Regions from separate parts of the Homo sapiens genome. Here region 1 is linked to region 2. A link is a loop called in an ENCODE intact Hi-C map of the cell type or tissue named here. Cell type or tissue: ascending aorta. All regions are shown on one strand. Each heading gives the region's core, and the rest is flanking DNA. Links, peaks and the distances in the headings are about the cores only.

Region 1 (10,958 bases), core at 1,786-9,785, 50 kb after region 2:
AGTTCATTCATATTGCTTTGTCTGATCTTTGGCTAGTTCTGGCTCTAGCATAGTGCTGTCCAGTACAACTTTTTGCAATAATGAAAATGTTCTTTATCTGCCATGTCCAATATGGTAACCACTAGTTACCTGAAATGTGAATAGTGCAGCAGAGATTGCATTTTACATTTTAACTAAATTTGGCTGGGCATGGTGGCTCACGCCTGTAATCCCAGCACTTTGGGAGGCTGAGGCAGGTGGATCACTTGAGCCCAGGAGTTCGAGACCAGCCTGGCCAACATGGTGAAATCTTGTCTCTACTAAAAATACAAAAATTAGCCTGACGTGGTGGTGCACACCTGTAGTCCCAGCTACTTGGGAGGCTGAAGCAGGAGAATCACTTGAACCTGGGAGGCAGAGGTTGCAGTGAGCTGATGTTGTGCTCCAGCCTTGGTGACAGAACGAGACTCCATCTAAAAAAAAAAAAAAAAAAGTTAAATAGCCACCTGTGGCTAGTGGCTTCTCTCTTGGTTAGTGTAGATCTACATTTCCAACAATTCAAATGGACAGCAGCTGTTGCAGCTGTTTTCACATAATAAAAAAAACTGAGTTGTATTGAGGTTGAATGGAAATGTGAGGAGATGGGATTTTTTATTTTTATTTTTTTGAGCTGGCGTGTCACTCTGTCGCCCAGGCTGGAGTGCAGTGGTGCGATCTCAGCTCACTGCAACCTATGCCTCCTAGGTTCAAGCGATTCTCCTGCCTCAGCCTCCTGAGTAGCTGGGATTACAGGCGCCCGCCACCACGCCTGGCTAATTTTTTGTATTTTTAGTAGAGATGGGGTTTCACCATTTTGGCCAGGCTGGTCTAGAATGCCTGACCTCAAGTGATCCACCTGCCCTGGCCTCCCAAAGTGCAGAGATTACAGGCATGAGCCACTGCACCCAGCAAGGAGGTAGGATATAAACAGGGCTTTTTTTTTTTTTTTTTTTTTTTTTTTTTTTTTTTTTTGAGGCGGGGTTTTGGTCTCGCCCTGTCTCCCAGGCTGGAGTGCAGTGGCGCAATCTTGGCTCACTGCAACCTCTGCCTCTGGGGTTCAAGCGATTCTCCTGGCTCAGCCTCCTGAGTAGCTGGGATTACAGGCATGTGCCACCACGCCTGGCTAATTTTTTTATTTTTAGTAGAGACGGGGCTTTACCATGTTGGTTAGGCTGGTCTCGAACTCCTGACCTCGTGATCCACCCGCCTAGGCCTCCCAAAGTGCTGGGATTACAGGCGTGAACCACCACACTCGGCCTTCAGTTTACCTTTAATAGTGGCATCCACCCACTCATCTGTCAGTCACTTCCACTCAGTAGTCTTCCATATCATGCCCTATTAGGACTTACTGACTTAGGCAATGCCTACTTTCAAGCCTTTGGTAAATTCTTTTTTTTTTTTTTTTTGAGACAGGGTCTCGCTCTGTTGCCCAGGCTGGAGTGCAGTGGTGCGATCTCAGCTCATTGCAACCTCTGCCTCCTGGGTTCAAGCGATTCTCCTGCCTCAGCCTCCTGAGTGGCTGGGACTACAGGCACGTGCCACGCCTGGCTGATCTCTGCATTTTTAGTAGAAATGGGGTTTCACCATATTGGCCAGATTGGTCTCGAACTCCTGATCTCAGGTGATCCTCCTACCTTGCCCTCCTAAAGTGCTGGGATTACAGGCATGAGAAATAGCACCCAGTCCGCCTTTGAAAAATTCTTATAGGTTCTTCATTGTCTTTCAAACAAAATCCAAAATCTGTAACATGGCTAACAGGGCACTAAAATGCCTGGTCCCTGCTTACCTACCAAGTCTTCTCTTCCTCTGCCATTTGTTCTTTCAACTCCAGCTATAGTAGTCTTATCAATGTCACCAACACACCAAGCTGTTGAACCACAAAGCTTTGGCACATAATTGGATTACTCTTGTTCTTTGCCTAGCTTCCCCCTCCTCCCCCAGCTTGGAGGTCAATGCCTATTCACAGGTGCGATTATTGCACAGTACAGCCTCTAACTCCTGGGCTCAAGTGATCCTCCTACCTCAGCCTCCCGAGTAGCTGGGACTACAGATTATTGCCTGGCTAACTTCTATTGATTCTTTAGGTTTCAGTTTAAACATTATCCTCAATGAAGCTTTTGCTGTCCTTTTTTGGTCCCCTTCTCATAAGCCCCTCCACCCCCCCTGTTTAAAAGCACTTTTACTTTATTATTTGTACTGTTTTAATGTCTGTCTTCCCTACTGGATTATTTTTTTTGTTGGGGGTGGGGAGGTTGGGGGCACAGGGTCTCACTCTGTTGCCCAGGCTGGAGTGCAGTGGCCTGATCTTGGCTCACCGCAACCTGTGCCTCCTGGGTTCAAGCGGTTCTCCTGCCTCAGCCTCCCTAGTATCTGGGATTACAGGCGCATGCACCACTACAGCGCGGCTAATTTTTGTATTTTTAGTAGAGACAGGGTTTCACCATGTTAGCCAGGCTGGTCTCAAACTCCTGACCTCAAATATCCTCCTGCCTGTGCCTCCCAAAGTGCTGGGATTACAGGCATGAGTCACCGCACCCAGTCCCTTACTGGATTCTTAAATCTCTATGATGCAGGAAATGAGTCTTGTTCAACACCTACCACCCAGGGGCTAGCAGATGGTATATGCTTTGTAAATATTTGGCTTCTTAACCATTTAGATAGCTTTCCTACGCCTCTGGTCTTTTTTTTCAGGTTATACCTGTCAAATACATGCTGACAGATTTTTAAATCTCTTGCCTATCCTGGTTACCTTCCCCAGAGTGAATCAAACCTCCAAATGCAGTCTGTCACAGAAGCCACTCCTGCAGGAGTAGACCAAGAAGGTCACAGAGGGATAGGCCACTCTCTCTAGACACAGTTCTATATAATAGGGTATAAAATCAGTAGTATAAAGCCAGGAGGTATCACAGTTTACCTTGGGGTAGGAGGTGAGGAGGAGCAACTTTTCTGAGTTTTAGAAGTTTCTGGCCGGGTGCAGCGGTTCATGCCCGCAATTCCAGCACTTTGGGAGGCTGGGGTGGGAAGATTGCTTGGGCTCAGGAGTTCAAGATCAGCCTGGGCAACCTAATGAGACCTCGCCTCAAAAAATAACAAAAATGAGTAAGTTTCTTTCAGAAAAGAAAACTTGCCTTTTTCGTAGGTTACATGTTATTCACAGAAAAAAATATGCACGTTTCCCATCTCTATACTCAAATGAAGAAATGTCAGCACCATATGACTGTGGAGTTTGAGTTGAATAACCTGGCTTTCACCTACACTTCAAATTGTATTTCCCACTATTCACCTTCACAAACAACACTCACATTACAGAACTGTGGTATTTTTGGTACTTCAAATACCACCTGCAACTTTCCATCTGTTATTCCTTTACACTAAATGTCCCTCTCTGACATTCTTCTAGTCAGAAGAGATTGGAAACTGGGCTCCACCTCTATTTGTGCCAGCCAGGCAAGACACTTCATCTCGTTCTTTGTCAAATATAGTAACAGCACCTACTTCATAGGATTATGAAAATTCAACAACATAATTTTATGTAAAATGCTAAAAAGCACAATTACCCTGAATTCTCACAGTACTTTCCACTTCCAGGCCAGTGCTTCTAGAACTTTTCTGTGCCTAAGAATCACCTGGAGATCTTACTAACACGCACATTTTGGTCCAGTAGGTCTGGAGTAGGGCCTGAATTTATGCATTTTTATTAATAACAATCTCCTAGGTGACACCTATACTGCTGGCCCACTACCACACTTTAAGTAACAATGTTCTGAGATACTCCAGCCCTCCCTTCACCTTGTGAAAGCTTCTTGATGGCCCTGACAACTTTTTTTTTTTTTTGTCTCCCATTGCATCTGGAATTGTATCTCTTTAAATGTGTGTATTTAAATATTTGGTGAATGATTATGTCTTAGGCAGTTCAGCTCAGTAGGCCTTTTGGGACTGAGAAAGGATAGATTGAGAATGGAATACCCTGAGGAAGGCTAATAAAAAACTTTCTCCTCCACAGTTCCTTACCCTATTTCACACATGGGCTCATGAAAATGGGGAAAACACTGAAGCAAGAGAATTCTGGGTAAAGGCAAGAATAGAAGTGTCTGGAAGTCTTCATTCCTACTCACCATTTTGGAGGCACTCTTGAATTGAAAAAGCTTTGAAAACAAAGTCAGTGCTTTCAGGTCTGTGCCAGGGTTGGGACAAATTCCAGAGATATCAAGTTAAAATGATTACTACAAGCTAAAAAAATAACCCTTTGCCCTGTATTATCGTATAGTCACTCATGCTGGTTTAAACAGGAAAGTCTTTTTTTTTTTTTTTTTTTGAAATGGAGTCTTGCTTTGTTGACCAGGCTGGAGTGCAATGGTGCAATCTCAGCTCACTCCAACTTCCACCTTCAGGGTCCAACAGCGATTCTCCTGCCTCAGCCTCCTGAGTAGCTGGGATTACAGGCATCTGCCACCACACCCAGCTAATTTTTGTATTTTTAGTAGAGACGGGGTTTCTCCATGTTGGTCAGCCTGGTCTCAAACTCCTGACCTCAGGTTACCTACCCGCCTCAGCCTCCCAAAGTGCCAGGATTACAGGTGCGAGCCATCGCGCCCAGCCAAAAGTCTTTAATAAAGATCAAATGATGCAAGCTGCTCTAACTGGGATAGACAGTGATCTTGGGATCAACTACTTAGGCTTATACTTGAATTATTTTACTTTTTTTGAGACAAGTCTCGCTCTGTCACCTGGGCTGGAGTGCAATGCCGCGATCTCGGCTCACTGCAACATCCGCCTCACGGGTTCAAGCGATTCTCCTGCCTCAGCCTCCCAAGTAGCTGAGACTACAGGCGTGTGCCATCATGCCCAGCTAATTTTTTGTATTTTTAGTAGAGACGGGGTTTCCCCGTCTTAGCCAGGATGGTCTTGATCTCCTGACCTCATGATCCGCCCACCTCAGCCTCCCAAAGTGCTGGGATTACAGGCATGAGCCACCGCGCCCGGCCTAATTGGGTTCTTAAAATCTAGGTTTAGTTCCACTGTGAATGGCCTCACTTGGTCCTTCCAGGGGCTACAAGTTCTGTGTGGTTGAATGGATATAGTTCAGTCTTAGTAGCTTTCTCTTACTCTGGACTAACCATCTCTCTCGTATGAGGAATTTTTACTAGGCCTACAGGTGCTTCTCATGCTCATATCACAAAAAGGGACCTTTCACCTCTACCTCCTCCCTTCGTAAGTGAGGAAATTAAAGCCACTGAAGAAATTAGCTTGATTCCAAAGAAACAATACTGGTCTCAGTCTCTAAGATCCTTGTTTCTGCCACTTCTTTCAACAGAGTCTTACTCAGATCACTTGGATTTCTCAGAATCCTCTGTTACCTACTGGGATCTGAGACAATAAACGACTTGGTTATGGGAGTGCTTTAGACTCAGGGTGAGGTGACAGAATGAAATTCCTGAAGAGCTGACAAAACAAGAAAATAAGGTTTAAGAGTCAGAGAAAAGGTCTTGAAATTCTAACCACAATAGACTGGGTGTGGTGGCTCACGCCTGTAATCCCAGCACTTTGGGAGGCCGAGGAGGGTGGATCACGAGGTCAGGAGTTCAAGACCAGCCTGGCCAAGATGGTGAAACCCTGTCTCTACTAAAAATACAAAAAATTAGCCGGGCGTGGTGGCACAAGCCTGTAATCCCAGCTACTCTGGAGGCTGAGGCAGAGAACTGCTTAAACCTGGAGGGGCGGAGGTTGCAGTGAGTCGAGATCGCGCCACTGCACTCCAGCCTGAGCGACAAAGCAAGACTCCGTTGAAAAAAAAAAAAAATCTAACCACAAGGATGAGAAAGAGATGTTAGTTGTCTGAGTCACTTCATTACTAGCTAATGAAAGTAGTTGAAAACTTCACAAGCAACAGGAAATGAAGCTGCTGTATTAAAAGGATATACTGCTATCCTCATTAGACAGACATCCCACAGTCCAATGAAACTCAACACATCTAAAAGCCAAACTCACCTTGGTTTCCATTATCTTCCCAAATATTCATTCCTTCTTTGTATACCTACTTAAAATGGTTGCATCAGTACCAAATCTTTTCCTTCACTCTCCAAGCCCCCAAAATCCTGTCTCCTTAAATACTTCATCTACTCTGCCTTCTGCTGCAATTGTCAGTAAATACACTCACCAAGCTTGCCTCAATTACTTCAAGTATACTGTTTCCAATTTCAGCTTCTCAAATCAAGTGAGCACTCCACACTTCAACTGATATATGCCTATAGACTCAAATCCAAACTCCTTAGTCTTCATGATTTAGTTCCTGCTATCTCTACAATGATGTCACTCTCTTGTTCCCCTTTTATTGCCAGCATATCAAATTATTTGTAGTTTCCTAGAAACATGCCCTCTGAATTTGCTACGTCCTTCATGTTCTAGGTTGGCATATCCTCTCCTTTCTACTCGGCCAACATCTGGACATCCTCTGGGAGCTATCTTGACTCCCGCAGCTAATTAATCTCAGAATTATCTTTCCACAAAAACAAAAATTTTAAGATAAAAAGAACCTTGTTCTGGGATGGGCACGGTGGCTCATGCCTGTAATCCCAGCACTTTGGGAGGCCGGGGCAGGAGAATAACTTGAACCTGGGAGGAGGAGGTTGCAGTGAGTCGAGACTGCACCATTGCACTCCAGCTTGGGCAACAAGAACGAAACTCTGTCTTAAAAAAAAAAAAAAAAAAAAGAACCTTGTTCTGAATGATTTAGCTAATAATAAATAAAAAAATTACTGGGGTAAAATGTGAATGGCATATTTCAGAAAATACAAGTGCAATTTCAGTTTACATGTGGCATGAAAGCTCATTATGAGTAAACAACGAATGGGTGAAAAATTGTAATTTATTGAAACTCAACTCAAAAAATATAAGATGCTGTAGTGTACAATATATTACACAAAGCACCCTCAGGTGCACATTCAAGTCAAGTAAGAACTCCATATCCCTTTCCCTAGCCCTCCCACCCTGGGACCTTAGTATTTGTTCCATATACAATCATGCACACTTAATTTGAAAAAGGAAGCCCCAGTATATTTTGATGTATTAATTAGCACCAAACAAGTGTACAGTTCCATTTTTTTAATAAACAAACAAACAAAAATAAACCCAATCATTAAACCAACTGGAGAGCTAATGGACTCAGCCAATACTGCTGACATAGATATTATACATTCATGTAAATACACAGCCTATTCTACCCTAAACAACGGTGTGGCTGCTTCTCAGCCTTTGTTCGAGTTGGCAAATGTCCCCATGTTGCAGTGTTGGAGCCAGTCTGTTACTAAAACAAAATTGCTACTTATGAACTTCCTACACAAAGCTCATCTGTCTTTTTTGTTGGAAATAAGTCTAAAATTGGTGTGGAAAACTTAGATCTTTCAAGAACCACCACTGGCCGAAGATAATGAAGCTGTTTTAAGGCAAGCTCTCCACAGTCTGTTAATGCTTTGTCCAATACAACCCTCAGGTTTTCCAAGGAAGGAACTGTTGTTGTTTCAGCTACTATTAAAGGTGGGATTGCAGTCAGGTTCTCATGAATTGTAGAGTCACTGGAAGAATGAGGTATGTCAACTTCAGGTTCACTGTCATTCACCATATTATTTGCCACAACATTCCCTGTTAAATCATTACTGGACTGTGAAGAATTACTTAATGTTAAGTGCTCTGAAGGCTCCCAATCATCAAAATCATCTTCTTTCTCTTCACTTTCCTGAATAAATTTCAGAAATGAAGATTCAAATCCCATAGGTTTGTAAGTCTTCAAATCAAATGACCGGGGCTGTGAATGTTTCCTAAAATTCTCTTTTGGGACATGGGTTGGATTTTTTACAGTGTTTTCTTGCCCTGAACTATGCTGCCTAGTTTCTGATTCTTTGATCCTTGGTAAAGGCAGCTGGAAACTTGTGAAATAAGTCCCACTTTCAGTCCCATTGGGATTAGGTATGGAATTTTCTATTTTACAAGGAGGAGGAGGCTGAACTATATTACACTGTTCTAGGGAAGTGGTTTTGGAACTATGATTACATTTCAAAGTTCCCCTGTAGAGCAGAGTATCTGCATCAAATACTGAGCTGCTTTCTATGCACCCTTTCTGACCTCCATCCCTTTCACTTGAATGACAGCAATCAGTGTTCTGGATGGGTGCACTACTGTCACCCGGGGAATGGCTGTGTTCTGTGCGCTCTGATTCACAGCTTCTATTTTCTTCTTTCTTTATACAGGGATCTGCTTCAGAAGGGGGTTCCTCCTTAATTTTGGTACCGTACTTAACGCAAACAACAAGATTCTCCATCTGTTGCTCTAAATAGGCACTACTCATCTGATGAGTGCGTTTGTAATGCCTCACAATGCTGCTCTCCAACTTCACCACAGATAAGCATCCTTGAACCATGCAGGGGTACTGTGTGTGCTCAGAGTGCTCCACACACATATGGAGGGCCTCAGCTCTGGTTTTAAAACTTATTGGGGCTTTCTTTTCTTTGATTAAGCCACATTTTTTAGACTTAGCATTAAATGATCTCCTGGTGGTCTGATGTTCATGCCCCTGAGTATCAGCTGTTTGACATACCTTTTCACTCCTTAGTAGTCTCTCATTTGCTACTTTCTGGCTTCTAAACAAATCATCATAATAGTCTTTATGTCGGTAATATACATGTTGTGAGTAATTACTGCGATGGGTGAAAATCTGGCCACAGCCATTAAGATCACAATGAATTTCATAATCTGAATGTATTTCCCCTTCAATATTATGCTGTTCCATCAAGTGGTGCTTCAACTTGTTGAATGTATAAAAAACAGCAGGGCACTGAGGCTGGTTACAAGAAAACCTTGCTGCAGATCCAGCTTCGGAAAGTACTTTAGGCTCTTCAATATGGTCTAGGTTATGAGAATCACTACAGTGCTTAGCAAGAGCTTTGGAACACAGGAAGCGTTTATTACATTCCTTATATTTGCAAGCAAATATCTTTTTACATTTGACAAGTTCCCTTTTGGTTCTTGCTTTGTCTTTCTCCAAACATAACTGTTCTTTGTTGTACTGATGTACAGTTCTGTAATGGCGAATTAAGCCTTTTAGATTGGTGAATGAGGAGTTGCAAGTTTTATGAATACAATGGAATGGTTTGTGGTATTTATTCAAAATATAACACAGATTTCCTTTAGCAACAGTTCGCCTGCTACCTCTGCCCTCTCTTCCTTCTTGTTCTTCTCTATGGCTGCCTATTGGTGATGAAATGTCAGATGTTTTACTTTCTGTTTCTTCACAAGATGATTCCAAATCTGTTTCAGAACTACATTCATCCTTTTTAGGATGACAGTGTGGTTTCTCAGAGTTACTACTGGGATCACCTCCAAGTTCTGCAGAACAATCACCTTTCAACCTATCTACTGAACATGGGCCTTCATGATCACACTTTTCATTATCTAATAGTTTGTGAGTTGCTCTGTCACTGCCAATTTGATGTTTATTTTTATAATGAATCCTAAGGTGTGTTTTTCTTGTAAATGACCTTTGGCAAATATGACACTGAAATGGGGAATACCGATGTTGGAACATGGTTAACTGAAGGACTTTTTCTTTTGAATAATTATGCTTTTTAAGATAATGCATTAACAGAGCCTCTCTGGTCACAAATTCATATTTGCATCCTTGAAGCTCACAGAAAAACGGCTTAGCCGCCAACTGTGCAAGGTACTGACTTGGCATGTTTTCATCTTGATTCTGAAAATTAAGGTCTGAGATAGATGAAACTGACTGAAGAGACTTAGCACCACTGGATGGGTACCCCTGCAATGACCCTGAGAAAGATCCATGTGTTATTGAGTTTTTCAAGCTTAAATGTTTCAAGCGTAACAGAAGTTCCAACATGGTATCCTCTGTACAGGGCCTTTTAGAAGCACAAATGGAGGATTCTGAGGAATAACCTTGATGTTCTCGTTTACATTTAATGTGAATATTGTGATCTAGACCTTCATCTGGGGAGTCACTGTTTGTATCTGAGCAGGGTTTAGGTTCTGCATCCAACTTTTCAGTTGTCTGATTATGTTCATTACCCAAAGAGGGAAACAGATCTTTCGTCTTTATCTTTTTGGGCTTGAAATGGTATGGATGAACCTTCCGTAAATGTTTCTGCATTCCTCTTGCATTTTTGTATGTGGAACCACAGCCATCAAAACCACAGGTAAACTTAGTCCCGTCAAAACAAACTGCCATACTGGAACATTTTTCTTTTAAACTGGAGGGCCCAAAGACTTTCTCATTAGATAACAATACATCCTGCATAGTTTCAGAGTGATCTAGTGTGTCAATTAGCTCTTCATTCATTGAAGCTGAAGAGCTATGACTTAACTGATCACTAGAATTACTGTCACTGTTTTCTTTCAGGTTTTCTGCAGTTTCTGTATCTATTTGAGAATTAGCTGATTCTGCACAGAAAAGATCTTCAGGTAAATGTGATTTATCAGTTTGGTTAAGTAGATGGGGCTGATTAATACAATCTTGCTTTTCACCTGTTGCAGACTCCTCAAGTTTCACTGATTTCTTTATGTCTCCATTTGAATTTTCAACATTATGCATTGAGAGGTGATTCTGGTATTCAATTTTGGAGTAATAGAACTTTTTACAGCCAAGGAAGTTGCATGTGTAAGATGCATCCCTAAAGTGTTGTGCTTCATGGTGGTAAAGCTGTCCCAAGTCACTGAAAACAATATTACAGCCATTTAATTCACATTTGTAACGCAGATCGTCATGCTTTTGTTTATGGTTAAGTAGTTCATTTACTGATCCAAACCTAGCATAGCAATCTATAGATACACACATATAAGGCTGAGGCCCACAATGCACTTGTTCGTGCTCTCGAAGGTGAAAAGCAGACATAAAATGTCGTCGACAGTAAGTACACTTCTCTCTTCTATTTTTC
Region 2 (10,958 bases), core at 1,708-9,707:
GTCACTTGTTCCTTGGACCACATCTTTTTCTCTGGCTCCTCTCATATCTCATTCAGTTTCATGGCTTTAAACTTTATCTATATATCCCCAGTCCAGATCTCGCTGCTTAACTTGATCCGTCGATCCAACTGCCTACTCAACATCTCCCCTTCGATGTCTGATGGGCATCTCAAATTTAACATGTCCGAAACAATTCCTGATCTTCCCCTCCAGAATCCCCCCTCCTGCGATCTTTCCCATCTCACCCAAGGGCAACTCCATCCTTTCAGTTATTTAAGCCAAATACACTGGAGTCATCCTCCACTCCCACTTTATCTCTTAGACCCCACATCTGATCCATCAGCACATCCTGTTGGCTCAGTCTTAAAAATATATCCAGAATCCAGCCACTTACCACCTCCTGACTACCACTCCAGTCTAGCACCATTATTTCTTGCAAGAAGGATTGCAAGCCTCTCCCAACTAGTCCCCTGCTTCAACCTTTGCTCCTCAACATAGAAGCCAGAGTGGTCCTATTAAAACTTCAGATCATGTCACTCCTTAGCCTAAAACTCTACAATGGCTTCCTACCACACTCAAGGAAAAGCCTGAATTCTTACAGTGGCCTACAAGGCCCTGCAAAATCTAGCGTCTGGGATGCTCTTCCCTCAGACACCTCCCTAGAACACCTCACTCTTCATTTCCTTCAGGTCTTGGTTCAAATGTGACCTTCAGTGATGCCTTTTTGTGACCACCCTATTTAAAATTGCTGGCCAGGCACGGCTCATGCCTGTAATCCCAGAACTTTGGGAGGCCAAGGCGGGTGGATCACTTGAGGTCAGGAGTTCGAGACCAGTCTGGCCAACATGATGAAACCCCATCTCTACTAAAAACACAAAAACTAGCCAGGTGTGGTGGTGGATGCCTGTAATCCCAGCTACTTGGGAGGCTGAGGCAGGAGAATCGCTTGAACCCGGGAGGCAGAGGTTGCAGTAAGCCAAGATCGTGCCACTGCACTCCAGCCTGGGCGACAGAGTGCAACTCTATCTCAAAAAAATAAAAGATAATAAAATAAAATTGCAGCTCCTACCCCCACCCAAACACCTCAGCCCCCGCCTTTTTTTCCAAAACATGTATCACCATATAAATACATTTTAGTTGTCTTTCTCCCTGATACTAGAATGTAAACTCCAAGACGTGGCGGATTTTTGTACCTTTTGTTTACCATGTATTCCCCATCACCTAGAGCAGCGCTTGGTAGAGTGGGGACAGATGGAGAAATACAGTCTCGGTCAAGTTTCTTACCCAAAGTCTTACTAGTAAGTGGCATGTTGGATTATAGAGCCCCAGGCTTAATCCTAATACTTTACCTGTTATTGACCATCATCCAGAGAGCCAGAGGGGAGCTCGGACTCAGCCAAGGGCAGAGTAAGGCAAATCTGCTTCCTGAGTATTGGCGGTCCCGGCTTCACAGGTTTTTAGAACACACAGAGGTATCTTCCTAGCTGTTTCTGGTCAAACTGTTTAGGAAATCCTCCTCCCTGGAAATCATCCTGGATAACAGAGAAGAGCCCAAGATTTCCTTATCCATATTGTCTAAATGGGACTATCCCATTCCACAATGGATTATATTTGCCTTCCCACAAAACTGAACTCAGCCTGGCACACATCGTTCAAGTTACTTGCTCACATCACTGTGGTCTTAAAATGTTTCTGGATAAAAGTTTTGGATTACAAATTATCTGTAATTTTCTTTGTTTTGCCCTTAGGATAGAACGTAAGGCCCTTAAGTGGTAGTTAGCTTTCTGCTAATGATGGCAGAATACTCAAAACCATCAAAGATATAGAAAGTATATAAGAACATGGCCAGGAGTGGTGACTCACACCTGTAATCTCAGCATTTTGGGAGGCCAGGGCAGGCAGATCACAAGGTCAGGAGCTTGAGGCCAGCCTGGCTAACATGGAGTAACCCCATCTCTACTAAAAAATACAAAAATTTGCTGGGCACGGTGGCTCACCCCATAATCCCAGCACTTTGGGAGGGCAAGGTGGGCGGATCCCCTGAGGTCAGGAGTTTGAGACCAGCCTGGCCAACATGGAGAAACCCCGTCTCTATTAAAAATACAAAAATTAGCCAGGTGTATTGGCCCATGCCTGTAATCTCAGTTACTCGGGAGGCTGAAGCAGGAGAATCACTTGAACCTGGGAGGCAGAGGTGGCAGTGAGCCAAGATCATGCCACTACACTCAATCCTGGGTGACAGAGAGACAGAGAGTCTTAAAAAAAAAGAAAGAAAAGAAAAAAATACAAAAATTAGCCGGATGTGGTGGCTCACATGCCTGTAATCCCAGCTACTCAAGAGGCTGAAGCAGGAGAATCTCTTGAACCTGGGTGGTGGAGGTTGCAGTGAGCCGAGATCGCACCATTGCAGTCCAGCCTGGGCAACATGGTGAAACCCCATCTCTACTAAAAATACAAAAAATTAGCCAGGCGTGGTGGCGCAAGCCTGTAATCCTAGCTACTTGGGAGGCTGAGGCAGGAGAATCGCTTGAACCCAGGAGGCGGAGGTTGCGGTGAGCTGAGATCGGGGCATTGCACTCCAGCCTGGACAACAAGAGAGAAACTTCTTCTCAAAAAAAACAAAAACAAAAAAAGCAAGTAGAAGGTTTCCACAGGGAGGGGAATATCACATGTAGGATCAGGGGTAACAGTGAGCATATAAAATATAAGGGCAAGCGGGGACCATCATTTGGTACTAAAACCACTGAACTGATCCTGGGAATTCTCCTATCCTAAACAGAGGCAGAATTTACAAGCAGTTCTCAGACCTCAGCAAAGGGCCAACTCAGATAAAGCCAGTATATACACACAACAGAGATTCAACCTTAGATTCAGAGCTTAACTCTGCTGGAGTTGTGCCATTTTACCCAAGGCTTTGACCTACTCAATTTTGCCCCTGCTGCACATCCACCAGGTCTTTCTTAGGGTGCAGAGTGCCATCTATTCCTTCGTTGGTGGGCCTATCTACTCTTCCCTTGATTGGTCAATTTCTTAGGAACCTACCAGTATCCTTTTGGCCATCCCTATGCCTCTGCCATCCATAAAGTGTGGGTGACTAAGTCAGTCACATATTTAAAAGCTAATTACTGCCACCATATGTAAGGAAAACCAAAGAGGCAGCTGGAGCAGACCAGGCAGGCCCAACAATTTGAGGTTATAAAAATAGAGAAGGAATGATTCCAAATGAAGCTTCCAAGGAAATATCTGCAAGAACTGGTGATACTCTGGAGCAAAGCAGGAGCAAGACACTGAAGAGACTCTGTGTAAAGCACAGTGGTGGCACTGACACCACTCATCATTAGGGCTATTTCTTCATTCCACTCTTCATTGCTAGCACCCAGTTCCTCTCAGGTAATAAACATATGTTCAGGTAACAAATGATACACAAATTAAAAAAATGATACACAAATATCAAACTAAAGACAAAGTACATACATTTGCGTTGGCAATGTTTAATGTTTCACTTTTGCAGAACTGAAATTTGTATTCAAAGGCACAGAAGGAAGGAAAGGCAGTTATCAGAGCATGAAGTCACAGATAAAGGATGCTGAATAAAAGCATAGGACTGCTCCTCTTTAGCCTTAGGAAAATAAATAATGCAGTATTAAACTAGATTTTTATTTTTATTATATTTCCATGTGAAGACATCACCCAAATGTCAGCGGAGCAAAAGACTTTATGGTCAGATACCAAAGGCGTACAGTTGATCCCACTTTGGAATAAATGCCCAGAAGGTAATAAGCATTATCAGTGAGTGAGAGCTCTAGGCACAAAATAAGTTCTCATTCAGAAAGTGGACAGAGATATGAAGCAGTGAAACATATAGCTTTAAAAACTGGAAATCATTCATGACATTTGTTTTCAAAGTAAACATTATCTGCATTTCAAGAACTGTAATTTTCAAAAGTAGAATCAGGCCTGATTAAGTAATATTTATGACTTACAGATAAAATTACAAAAATAAAAATGAAAACTCTTCTGCCCTTGAAAGAGATAGAAAACTATATTTTTTTCCCTGTAATGTCACAGAGATTCATCAGTATTTCATCCTTATGTCGCTTAAAAAATGTTATTTTTAATTCGTCTTTCCTGTTCTGCCACTTTTAACATAGCAAAACGTGTTTAATATGGCCATCTCTGCTGAGTGAAAGGATGTATTATTTACTGCATGAATGAGAAGAAGCTACAATTTACCTCCAATGGGATCATATCTACCACGTGGGAAAAAAAGATAAAGACACGGATTTTCCAAAAAACAAAAGAAACAAACAAACAAAAAAACCCCACAAAACTCAATGATTTAAAATATCCTATACATAATTTCTAACTTCAAAGCACTATGAGAAACTCTTGATCACTGTGTAGCAAGAAAGGGAAGAAAGAAATTAAAAATTTGGTAGAATAGGAGAGCATTTTTCTAACTACTTTCATTTAAATAACATTGGCCTTACCAACTATTACCTTTCTTATTTAAAACACTGATTCACCAGGTGAAATCATAACAGCATGAAAGTAAGACCAGATTTCAAGTTAGGTGTGAGCACAATGATTCAGGACCACTGTTTCCACCTCACAGAAAGGATTCCTGTGGTGATGCTCCCTCTTTCAAACATATGCCCTCAAACACCTCACATGCAGATTCCATATAAGTATACAAATAAAACGAGTTCTGTATTTTTCCAAATAATTTTACAACTTGATGGTAAATTAGATGTCAAAGATAAAACTATGCCTTTAAAAACATTAAGCTTCAAAATTCATTCAGTGTTTTAAGAAATGAATTATTAAAATCATTTTTAAAATGACATATTAAATGTATTTAAATCTGGGCTTTTCTGTACTTAATTTTTCTTCTAAAAAAAAGTTTAAAAACATCAAGAGCTGGAACATGCTGCCAGGACAGAAATAATCAGAAATGTCTTCAGTCACAGATCCTGGACATCTCAGTGTTGCTTCATAGTTTTCAAAGCTTGAAGTCTCTCTAGCAGTGGAGGATGAGAATAATGCCACATTGAGAACAACCAGTCAGAAACAGGGAATCCCAAGTTATCTTTGTTAAGTTTGATTAAAGCAGAATATAAGTCTTTAGCCTTCCCAAGTTTCTTGGCAAATGCATCAGCTTGAAACTCAAATCTGCGGCTTAGGACTGTTAGGCAAAAAGAAAGAACCTGAAAAAGAAAATGAAAGGGTTTTAGCCACTGCCCACCTCTTTGTTGTTACTAAAGGTTCCATGAGCTGAGACTGTAGAGAAGTTTGGCTTGGGATAAGAGGAATGGCAGGACAAAAGAAAGATCACTAATATTTAGGGGACCTAGGGTGAGGAAATTATAAATTGAGCCTTATTCTCCCCCAAGCAAACAGGCCAGAAACACATATAAAAGTTAAACATCCCTAACCAAAAACTTGAAATCTGAAATGTTCCAAAATCTGAAACTTTTGAGTGCTGACATGAGACTCAAAAGTCATGCTCAGGCCGGGTGTGGTGCCTCACACCTGTAATCCCAGCACTTTTGGGAAGCTGAGGCAGGTGGATCACCTGAGGTCAGGAGTTCGAGACCAACCTGGCCAACATGGTGAAACCCTGTCTCTAGTAAAAATACAAAAATTAGCTGGGCGTGGTGATGGGTGCCTGTAGTCCCAGCTATTCAGGAGGCTGAGGCAGGAGAATTGCTTGAACCCGGGAGGCGGAGGTTGCAGTGAGCCAAGATGACACCCCTGCACTCCAGCCTGGGAGACAGAGCGAGACTCCATCTTAAAAAAAAAAAAAAAAAAAGAGTTTTAAGATAATACATCTCAGTTCTCTGCCAAATTTATTTTTGTTTATGTGGACAATGCTATATGAATATGATCTATGCCCCTCCATTTTTCTTTCCTGGTGTCCCCACCATACATAATAGAAAAATATAATTCATTTAGCTCATCTTAACTCTACAATCTATCCCAAGAAAGAATTCTTCTGAATGGAGATACCTCAAGATCTTCAATATTATTTCTTAGCTTAATTTGGAAGCCTTACCAAACATCATGAAATGATGCCATTGTCAGGTTTGTTATATAGTCTCACATTAACCTATGTATTATCACTCACACGGAATACCCCTAATGAGCTAACACAGAGCAATGTTCTTAAGTTTCATTTACCACAAAATACCCGATTTTGATTTTGTGGGTTTGGGTGGATCCCTCAGGCTATATGGAGGCAGGTGGTCATGGAGCAGAGGAACAGTCACTAAGCCTCCCTTACTGAGCTGTACCAATTAGTGTTTGCTTTGTCCCCTCATACACATAAGATTTTTACCCAAGCACTGGTGAATATGTGGCCTAGGACACAACATTCCAATAGTTAATCTCCATCTACCGAGTCCTTTTAGGTGTTCACCACTGAAGTCTAGTTTTCTACTTATACTTTCCTAAGAGTATGCAAACGTTTATTTATTTGGGCTTGAATTTTTCTGCTACTTTGTCATACTGACCAGTGAATCAGGGGACTAAAAGACTTTGTTTCATCTATTTGTTAAAACTGTACTGTTCTATTTCCTTTTTCACTATCCTGAAAGCTCTAGATTTGAAGCAGGCAAGAGCATATGTGTGATAATTTTAAAGATCATACATTACCTCATTGTAAGGTGAAAAAATAAACTGGAAGATGATCAATAGTCCAATAAGAGTGGGTTGGCTATCATAAAAACCAAATGCAGCAAAAAGCTCCTTTCGACCAATTAATACAGCAAATAAAAAAAAACACAGGAAAGAATTCATCTAGAAAGAAGGACATGAAATTTCTAAGTTATTACCAAGCTGATTTCACTATGGGATCAGTAGCATCCATAAAGTATAAGAAATCACAGTGTGGCCGGGCGCGGTGGCTCACGCCTGTAATCCCAGCACTTTGGGAGGCCAAGGCGGGTGGATCACGAGGTCAGGAGATTGAGACCATCCTGGCTAACATGGTGAAACCCCGTCTCTACTAAAAATGCAGAAAAAATTAGCCGGACGTGGTGGCGGATGCCTGTAGTCCCAGCTACTCGGGAGGCTGAGGCAGGAGAATGGCGTGAACCCGGGAGGCGGAGCTTGCAGTGAGCTGAAATGGCGCCACTGCACTCCAGCCTGGGCAACAGAGTGAGACTCCATCTCAAAAAAAAAAAAAAAAAAAAAAAAAAAATTCATAGTGTGATTTTAAGAAAGGTATTAGTGTGATCACAGAACAAATTATTTAAGTAGCTTTTTTTGAGACAGATCTCACTCTGTCGCCCAGGGTGGAGCTCAGTGGCACGATCTCGGCTCACTGCAAGCTCCGCCTCCCATGTTCACGCCATTCCCCTGCCTCAGCCTCCCGAGTAGCTGGGACTACAGGCGCCCCCCACCATGCCCGGCTAATTTTTTGTATTTTTAGAAGAGACGGGGTTTCACTGTGTTAGCCAGGATGGTCTCAATCTCCTGACCTCAGATGATCCACCCACCTGGGCCTCCCAAAGTGCTGGGATTACAGGCATGAACCATACTGCCCCGCCAGTAGTTTTTAGTTTCACTTTTATTTCAAAAGTAAAATAAAATGTTCCCAAATGTATAAACTGTATCATTTTCTATAAGGGCAAGCTTAAGTTGAGGCTCCTATCATTGAGGGTTTGAAGTGGTCAATAGCAATGGGATATTTTCTCTCTGTAAAAGGGTGAAGGGCTAGAATGGATTCTGGCCTTGTTTTATAACACTGTAATCAGATACAACGCCTCCCACCTGACTTTGAAGCGGAGGCTCCAAAGAAACAGGCTTCCCTTGAATCCTCTCTAGGCCCACTGGAGCTGTACCAGATAGTTAGAAAGGTCAGGGGGAAAAGTAGATCCATCTTGATCAATAAATGAGAGGAGAAAAAAATAAAAAATCTATACCAAAATACAACCTCTTGGAGTAAGGTTGGAGAACACACAACATTCTTTTTCTGTGCAAATTAGGATCTTGGAGGCCACATGTACCTTATTTAAGTGTGTTGCTTCAAACCATTTGACCCAAACGAGATGACCCAAGAAGCTGTCAGCTTAGAATGGGGCTTAGAGCATAAGAAGGCTCACCAGCTGCCCCAGGACAAGCAGCTTCGACACTCATCCTTATAACTCAGTGGATCCAATATGACAAGCTCCAACAGAAAACTCAGTGAAGTCTCCTACACTTATAATCTATGCATCCACTTTTGTCAAGTAACCATTGTCCTTTTGAAAAATAACTTTTGGTTTGCTACTGGGCCCTACTACAGACTGAATTCCTGGCCATGGGATACTGTGATCCTGCAAACTGAACTATCCCTTCTGAACTGGGTGCTATGTTAATCTGTTAATCTGCCTAGCCAGGAAACTGCTATGCGCAGAAGCACTTCATCATCAAGGACAAGTGGTAGATATAAGAGTGGAAATGAAGCAAGTTATGAAGGCACCAGTAAGTTAAATAAGCAGATGGCTCATACTCTAGTACACCAACTCCTACCACCAACAACCCTCAACCAACCCTTACTCATATGCTGTTCCCTATAATCAATTAGTTGAACAGGAACAAAATCAGAGCCTATTTTACAATAACTTAATACAATATGCTGGCACCAGATGAAAGTGGACTGCTGTGGTATTACAGAGCCACTCAGGGATGGTCTTGGAAGGCAGTGGTGAAGGGAATTACTCTCGGTGAGGTGAACTTTAAGGTGTATATCTCACTGTCTACTCAGCCTGGGAGGAGAGAGAGCCTGAGGCAAGGATATATATCCTAATTTATTGGCAGTGGGAAAAAAATGGTTCGGCTGAATTATTAGGGCCTTGGAAAAAAGTAGAGGATGGCTAACGAGATTTGGAAAAGAGGTATGTGAAAAACTTCCAAAATTACTGTTTGGACTATAGAGTTTGACTACAGTTGGCCTAATGTTAATGTTCACCCAAAGAGTCCCATGGTCAAGGAGGCTCTTGGTCAAGTGGGGAAGACACCTGCTCTGTGAAGGTCAGCTAGCCTTTCTCTGTAGCCGCTCCATGACTTGGTCAAGGGACTTATGAATAGAGTGGCCACAGCGACAAAGATGGAGTTAATGTATTAGTCAACACAGATACCCTCCTCACTGGCGCATGCCATATGCCCAATCTGTCCAGAGAAGCAATCAATCCCAGCCTTGATAAGGTACCACATCTCAGGGACCATTTAGCCACCTTGTGGTAGGCTGATTCCATTGGAACCCTTTCCCTCATGGAAGGGGCAGTGATTTTCCTTATTAGACTGAAAACTCAATTGAACTTGGACCTGGACTTATTTAATCTTACTCAGTGCCATGTATCCACACAACATAGCTTCAGGCCAAGGAATGCATTTCTATACCTAAAGATATAGGAAAGTGCCCACAGGAGTTCACAAGTCTTCCCATATAATCCATCACCCAGAACCAGCTGGCCTTTTTATTTTAATTTTTTTTAGAGACAGGGTCTGTCACCCAGGCTGGAAGTGCAGTGGTGTGATCATGGCTCACTGCAGCCTTGATCTCCTGGACTCAAGCCATCCTCCCATCCCAGCCTCCCAAGTAGCTGGGACTACAGGTGCATACCACCAAGCCCAGCTAATTTTTTAACCTTTTGGAGAGAAGGGGGTCTCGCTATGTTGCCCAGGCTGGTCTCAAACTCCTGGCCTCAGATGATCTTCCCTCGTCAACCTTCCAAAGTATTGGGATTACAGGCATGAGCCACCATGCCTTGCTCAGCCAGCCTTTTTAAAGGTCTGAAAATCCACTGAAGATTCAGTTAAGGCCACATATGCTCAGAACTAGTCAACATGATATAGTGCTTTTTCACCCAAAGCCTAAACATCTGTTGGTTTAGAGGTTCTAGAACCGAGAAGAGGAACATTATTGGGATTGCTTTCTTTTTGTATTTTCTACAATTTCCAATGAATATATGGCAACTTTTTTTTTTTTTTTTGAGACAGAGTCTCACTCTGTCGCCCAGGCTGGAGTGCACTGGGGCGATCTCAGCTCACTGCAACCTCTGCCTCCTGGGTTCAAGCAATTCTCCTGCCTCAGCCTCCCAAGTAGCTGGGATTACAGGCGTGCCACCACGCCTGGCTAATTTTTGTATTTTTAGTAGAGATAGGGCTTCACCATGTTGGCCAGGCTGGTCTCGATCTCCTGACCTCAAGTGATCCACCATCTCAACTTCCCAAAGTGCCGGGATTACAAGCATGAGCCACCACGCCGGCAATAACTTTTAAATGAAAAAAATGTTTTAGACCGGGCACGGTGGCTTATGCCTGTAATCCCAGCACTTTGGGAGGCCAAGGCGAGTGGATCGCTTGAGCTTAGGAGTTCAAGACCAGCCTGGACAACATAGTGAAAACCGGTCTCTACCAAAAATACAAAAAAATTAGCCGGGCGCGGTGGCATGCACCTGTGGTCTCAGCTACTAGGGAGGTAGAGGCTGGAGGATGGCTTGAGCCTGGGAGGTGCAGGTTGCAGTGAGTTGAGATCACGCCACTGCATTCTAGCCTGGACGACAGAGAGAGACCCCATTTCAAAAAAAAAAAGAAAAGAAAAAGAAAAAAATGTTTTTTAAAAAGCATTCTAGAGGCCGGGAGTGGTGGCTCATGCCTGTAATCCCAGCAATTTGGGAGGCTGAGGCAGGCGGATCAACTGAGGTCAGGAGTTCGAGACCAGCCTGGCCAACATTGAGAAACCCCGTCTCTACTAAAAATACAAAAAAAAATTAGTCAAGTGTGGTGGCGTGTGCCTGTAATCCCAGCTACTCAGGAGGCTGAGGCAGGGGAATTGCTTGAACCCGGGAGGCAGAGGCTGCAGTGAGCCGAGATCACGCCATTGCACTCCAGCTTGGGCAACAAGAGTGAAACTCCATCTCAAAAAAAAAAAAAAAAGCATTTTAGGGTGGGCACAGTGGTTCACGCCTATA

Evidence for each region. Hi-C counts contacts between places; a loop is a spot of excess contacts. Peaks named below come from ENCODE experiments on the same cell type or tissue, not always from the same donor. Only the 100,000 strongest peaks of a DNase experiment are listed, where the experiment ranks them.
Region 1: a loop joins it to region 2, with 2.5 times the contacts of the local background. A loop is called at or near these places in 2 of 110 quality-filtered maps.

Annotation. Positions count from the first base shown.
Region 1 is chr1:40,236,829-40,247,786 of GRCh38, reverse strand. RLF (RLF zinc finger) reads right to left here. Exons shown (of 8, transcript NM_012421.4): 8 at 6,866-10,958. The coding sequence ends at 7,340. Among named protein-coding and RNA genes, the nearest start is that of TMCO2, 5.6 kb to the left of the region's middle. RefSeq lists an enhancer at 5,931-5,980. In ascending aorta, for the core only: no CTCF peak of the experiment used is centred there; no DNase peak of the experiment used is centred there; H3K27ac peaks cover 1,435 bases.
Region 2 is chr1:40,286,694-40,297,651 of GRCh38, reverse strand. It overlaps ZMPSTE24 (zinc metallopeptidase STE24), which reads right to left. Exons shown (of 10, transcript NM_005857.5): 9 at 6,655-6,798; 10 at 3,472-5,207. The coding sequence ends at 4,983. Among named protein-coding and RNA genes, the nearest start is that of COL9A2, 25 kb to the left of the region's middle. In ascending aorta, for the core only: no CTCF peak of the experiment used is centred there; no DNase peak of the experiment used is centred there.